2 separate regions of the Homo sapiens genome follow, and region 1 is linked to region 2. Evidence: chromatin contacts called from ENCODE Hi-C or POLR2A ChIA-PET data. All regions are on one chromosome and are shown on one strand. Each heading gives the region's core, a stretch centred on a gene start or an enhancer-like site at or near the end of the contact. The rest is flanking DNA. Distances are from core to core; before and after follow the strand shown. Region 1 overlaps EEF2K (eukaryotic elongation factor 2 kinase). Region 2 has its middle 23 kb from the start of CDR2-DT.

Region 1 (2,700 bases), core at 117-2,616, 160 kb before region 2:
GCAGTTCTCTCTATGGGAGAGGTACCATTAAAGGGGGGCTTTGTATATTTTTTAAACATTTTAAACTTTTAAAGTTACACATATGTATCACTTATGTGGAGAAAAAGATGTTGTTAAGAAAAATAAAGTAAAATAACCAGGTAACTTCCTCTTCCTCAAATACATTGATAAATACCCCCTCCTCAAAACTCATCACTTCTGGCCGGGCACGGTGGCTCACACCTGTAATCCCAGCACTTTGGGAGGCTGGGGCAGGTGGATCACGAGGTCAGGAGTTTGAGACCAGCCTGACCTACATGGTGATACCCTGTCACTACTAAAAATACAAAAATTAGCCAGGCATGGTGGCACATGCCTGTAATCCCAGCTACTCAGGAGGCTGAGCCAGGAGAATCACTTGAACCTGGGAGGCTGAGGTTGCAGTGAGCCAAGATCGCGCCATTGCACTCCAGCCTGGGCAACGAGAGCGAAACTCTGTCTTAAACAAACAAAAAAAAAAAAAAAAAAAAAAGCTTCATCACCAGGATGGGAGTGTCTTCTAGGTCCCTCCGCTCCAGGACCTTTCTAGGCTCTGTTCATCCCCTCCACTCACACACATCTGGAAGCTCCTGGAATGGGCTTCCCTTTTTCACACCTCTGCCTTATAAAATTTCTTTCAACTGATGTCCTGGTCTATCAAAATTACAGTTCTGCCTCCTTCAGAACCCAGCTTTAATTTTTATTTTTTTAATTTTAAAGACAAGGTCTTGCTGTGTTGCCCAGGCTGGAGTACAGTGGCATGATCATAACTCACTGCAGCCTCTAACTCCTGGGCTTGAGCGATCCTCCCACCTCAGCCTCCTGAGTAGCTGAGACCACAGGCGTGCACCACCACACTTGGCCAACTTCTTAATTTTTTTTTGGAACGATGGGGTCTCATTACGTTGCCCAGGCTGGTCTTGAACTCCTGGCCTCAAGCAGTCCTCCTGCCTCAGCTTCCCAAAGTGTTGGGATTACAAGCATAAGCGATTGAGCCTGGCCCAGAGCCCAGATTGAAGACAACCTTTCCAGGCTTTCTGCTCTGCCTTCCGTGGGGCTCTTAGCAGACCTTTATGTGTGTGAGTCATTCTCCAGTGTCGTTCTTTGTTTGAGTCAGCACCTGACTGCAAGAGTAGGGTTGTGTCTGATGCGACCTCCATTCCCTTGGTCCTGCGTAGTAGGACTTGATAAAATGTTTGACTGTGTGTGGACGGGAGTTGGCACTTCATTGCTTACTTTCTAGGTTATCGAAAGCAGGCTCTGTTGGGTTAGTGTTGCCAGGGGTGGCTTCAGAGGGAGACAACAGCTCAGCTTTCCAACCTTTGTTCCCTCAGCATCCCATAAACCTAAGTGGTTTTTTTTTTAACGCACTGTGACCTGGAAACTTGGATTGTTTAACCAAAATGGCCCGCTGGCCTCCCTCCAAGGAACACACCCAGCAGGTATTGGGTGTGGATTGTGAAAGGTCAGATTCTATCGCTGTCAAGCCCAGCCTTCTGCCCAAGCTCCCGTGGAGACGTGGCAGAACCATTCAGGGGGCCGCCCTCTCCATAGAATATCAGGCAGTCATCCAAAGATGTTTATAGAGTTTATGATAACGTGGGAAAGTGCCTCTGCTCCAGAGTTAAATCTAAAAAGAATACAGCATGATTATAGCTCTGTGAAACTCGCACGTACACATACAGCCAAGGCCTGAGGGGAAGCACATCACCAGGGCAGCAGGAATTGTCTTTGGATTGGATTAGGAGGGACTGTGTTCCTTTTCTCCTTCTCTGTCATTTCTACATTTTCTAGAATAAGCATAGGGAGCAAATACATGTTTTTAATTTGTTATTAAGGTGGGAAATTTTATTTTTAAATATTATTTTCAGCCAGGTGCACTGGCTCATGTCTGTAATCCTAGGACTTTTGGCGGCCGAGGCAGGTAGATCACTTGAGGTCAGGAGTTCGAGACCACCCTGGCCAACATGGTGAAACCCCGTCTCTACTAAAAATACAAAAAAAAAAAAAATAGCCGGGCATGGAGGTGGGCACCTATAATCCCAGCTACTCCACAGGCTGAGGCAGGAGAATCACTTGAACCTGGGAGGCAGAGGCTGCAGTGAGAGATTGCACCACTGCCCTTTAGCCTAGGCAACAGAGCGAGACCCTCTCCCCTGCCCCCTGGCAAAAAAATATTTTCCTGATCTGAGAATATCTCAGAGCTCATTCCACATCAATACACATAGATCACCTTATTTAAAAAAATTTCTTTTGAGATAGGGTTGCCCAGGCAGAAGTGCAGTGGTGTGATCATAGCTCACTGCATTGAAATCCTGGGCTCAAGTGATCCTCCCACCTCAGCCTCCCGAGTAGCTGGGACCACAGGCATGCACCACCATGCCCAGCCTGTTGTTGGTTATTTAATGGCTGAATATCATTTCATTGTTGGAAGCACCATAATAAATGTAGCCAGCCCCTCCTTGTAGGGTATGTAGGTTATTTCCAGTCTTGTCCTGCCACAAACAGCACTTCCTTGTGCATGTGTCTTTGCACCCATGAATGGGCGTGCCCACCAGAGGACCCCCCCCAGAGGTGAACTGGCTAGGCAAAACGTTTGTGTGTTTAAACTGGGATAGGTGTTGTCGGTTGCTCCTCAAAGAGGTTACACCATCGTGTGTGCCCCCCATGATGGGTGGGTAC
Region 2 (2,700 bases), core at 49-2,548:
GTATTTTTAGTAGAAATGGGGTTTCACCATGTTGGCCAGGCTCGTCTCCCAACTACTGACCTCAAGTGATCCACCTGCCTCGGCCTTCCAAAGTGCTGGGATTACAGGCGTGAGCCACCGCACCCAGCCCTCAGGCTGGTTTTCTTTTTGAGGAGTTGAATAAATAAAGGAGAAAAGGATGAATAAATACTCTGTCTCCCTAATAACTGTTGGTATAGGTCTGTCACTCTTCCATATTACACTCCCCAGAGAGGCAGAGGAGTAACTGGGTTAAGAGCATGGATCTGCAGTCTGCCCAGGAGGAGCCTGGCTCTCCACTTACTAGCTGTGCAATCCTAGGTAAGTTACTCAACCTCTCTGTGCCTTAGTTTCCTCATCTGTAAAATGAGGATCAAAATAGTACCTACTGGTCTGGGCACAATGGCTCCCAGTACTTTGGGAGGCTAAGGTGGGAGGGTCACTTGAGCCCAGGAGTTTAAGACCACCCTGGGCAACATAGCGAGACCCTGTCTCTATAAAAAATTTAAAAAAATAGCCAGACATAGTGGCACACACCTGGAGTCCCAGCTACTTGGGAGGCTGAGGTGGGAAAATCGCTTGAGCCCAGGAGGTCAAAGCTGCAGGGAGCCGTGATTGTGCCACTGCACTCCAGCCTGGGTGACAGAGCAAGACCCTGTCTTAAAAAACAACAAAAAAATAGTGCCTACCTAAGGAAATTATTATGAGGGTTAAATGAATTAAAACATCCAAAGTACTTAAAACGGTTCCTGGCACAAAATAAACCCTCTAGAAATGTTAGCTCTTATTATGTACAGCCAACTCAGTGCAGCAGGTATCTATTAGACTTTCACTGTGAGCACAGCACTGCCTTTATCCCTCTGTCTTGATGTAGGCTCCTTTGCCACAGGTTTGCCAACACTTATGTTGGAACACACTGTTGAATGGGGAGCCAAAATCTTTCATCTGTAGAAGGCTTTATTTTAGTTAAAAAAAAAAAAAAAGGCGGTCTTTCTCTTTTCTTTCATGATTTTTGTGATACTACTCATCATTGGCTTATATCTTTTTATATATTGGACACAAGAAAAATAGCTACCAATTATTAAGTGCCTTATATGTTGAGTATGGTGCTAGGTAAGAGAAGAGAAATGGAAGAGAGCAAGAGTGAGAGAGAGAGAGAGAGAGAGAGAGAGAAAGTTTGTCTTGGTGGGGGAAATGCCTCTTAGGTAAAGTAACTTGTCTGTGAAGAAATAGCTGGTAAAAGTGGCAAAGCTGGAATTTAAACCTAGGGACATCTGATTTCAAAATCTTTCACTTTTTAGCCAGACGTGGTGGTGCATGCCTGTGGTCAGCTACTTGGGATGATTGCTTGAGCCCAGAAATTTGAGACCAGGCTGGGCAGCATAGTAAGACCTTGTCTGTAAAAAAAATCTTGCACATTCCACTCTACCACATATTTCTTACATTATTAACTTCTTGTATTTTGTATGTTTATGTACTAGAGATGGAGAAACAGCAGCTGCATTTCAATATGTGGAAATGTGTTCCTTTATAATATTATAATAATATTTAAGAATATAATTGGACTTGTTGGGGTATTTTATATACTTCCTCTTACAGAACTCTAAGAAATGCCTTGGACCACATCAATCACTGATCCATTGTTTTTTAGTATCCAGAAAATGAACTCTTGTTCCTTGAAAGTAGAAAAGTCAGTCAAAAAATCAGTCAGGGTAAAAAAAACCCTTATGTTTATTAAAGAACATCTGTATTCTACTTACATCATTCAAAATTCTCTTCTAACTATAATGCACATACTTTTGGTTAGTGAAAACTTATCAGGGATAAACAATGTGTGCTTTTTTATTGAAAACAAAGAGTATCTTCTGATCTTTGTTAATGTACATATGTATATTTAGCATAAACTTTTCAGTCTAGAACAATGAACTTTTTCACTGATAGCAAGAAATGCAAAAAACCTAAGTCTGAGCTCTTAAAATGAATCTGTTATAATGATAAAAACATATAAAGTTAGGCAGGGCACAGTTAGCAAGGAATGCTAACTCTTGTTTACCCTGATGCTTGATTTTAGGGTAAAAAGTACATTTCAGGCAAGATGTGGTGGCTCACGCCTGTAATCCTAACATTTTGGGAGGCCGAGGCAGACAGATCACTTGAGCCCGAGTTTGAGACCAGCCTGGCCAACATGGTGAAACACTGTCTCTACTAAAAATACAAAAGTTAGCCAGGCACAGTGGTGCTTGCCTGTCATCCCAGCTATTCAGGATGCTGAGGCATGAGAATTGCTTGAACCTGGGAGGCAAAGTTTGCAGTAAGCTAAGATCATGCCACTGCACTTCAACCTGGATGACAGATTTGAGACTCTGTCTCAAAAAAAAAAAAAAGTTACCATTCATAATCAATTTTTGGTATATATGGATAATAATGGCATATCTAAGCAAGATAGTTTTAATTGTGTGTTTCAATTGACACTATAATTCAGAAGCAAATTTATTTATTTATTACATATTTTTTGAGACAGGGTCTTGCTCTGTCACTCAGGTTGGGGTGCAGTGGGTGTGATCATAGATCATTATAGCCTCAACCTCCTGGGCTGAAGCAGTACTCCAACCTGAGCCTCCCTAGTAGCTGGGACTACAGCTGTACATCACCACACCTAGCTAATTTTTGTATTATTTGTAG

What was found. Hi-C counts contacts between places; a loop is a spot of excess contacts on that map. ChIA-PET counts read pairs that join two places held with the same protein, here RNA polymerase II (POLR2A). Pooled maps may share reads with other maps.
Region 1: POLR2A ChIA-PET joins it to region 2 with 15 read pairs in PC-9. The contact joins two enhancer-like sites. A Hi-C loop is called at or near these places in 1 of 50 pooled maps. POLR2A ChIA-PET finds 5 or more read pairs at or near these places in 3 of 52 experiments (PC-9, activated T-cell and activated naive CD4-positive, alpha-beta T cell).

The regions. Positions count from the first base shown.
Region 1 is chr16:22,231,510-22,234,209 of GRCh38, forward strand. The region is part of intron 2 of EEF2K (eukaryotic elongation factor 2 kinase); the gene reads left to right. Among named protein-coding and RNA genes, the nearest start is that of EEF2K, 27 kb to the left of the region's middle. Within about 2 kb of position 1,367, at least 13 of the 41 ENCODE cell types and tissues checked have a DNase peak (open chromatin) inside an H3K27ac peak, as active enhancers do; they include PC-9, where a contact is called at or near this core.
Region 2 is chr16:22,396,378-22,399,077 of GRCh38, forward strand. It overlaps the pseudogene SLC68A2P. Among named protein-coding and RNA genes, the nearest start is that of CDR2-DT, 23 kb to the left of the region's middle. Within about 2 kb of position 1,299, at least 2 of the 41 ENCODE cell types and tissues checked have a DNase peak (open chromatin) inside an H3K27ac peak, as active enhancers do; they include PC-9, where a contact is called at or near this core.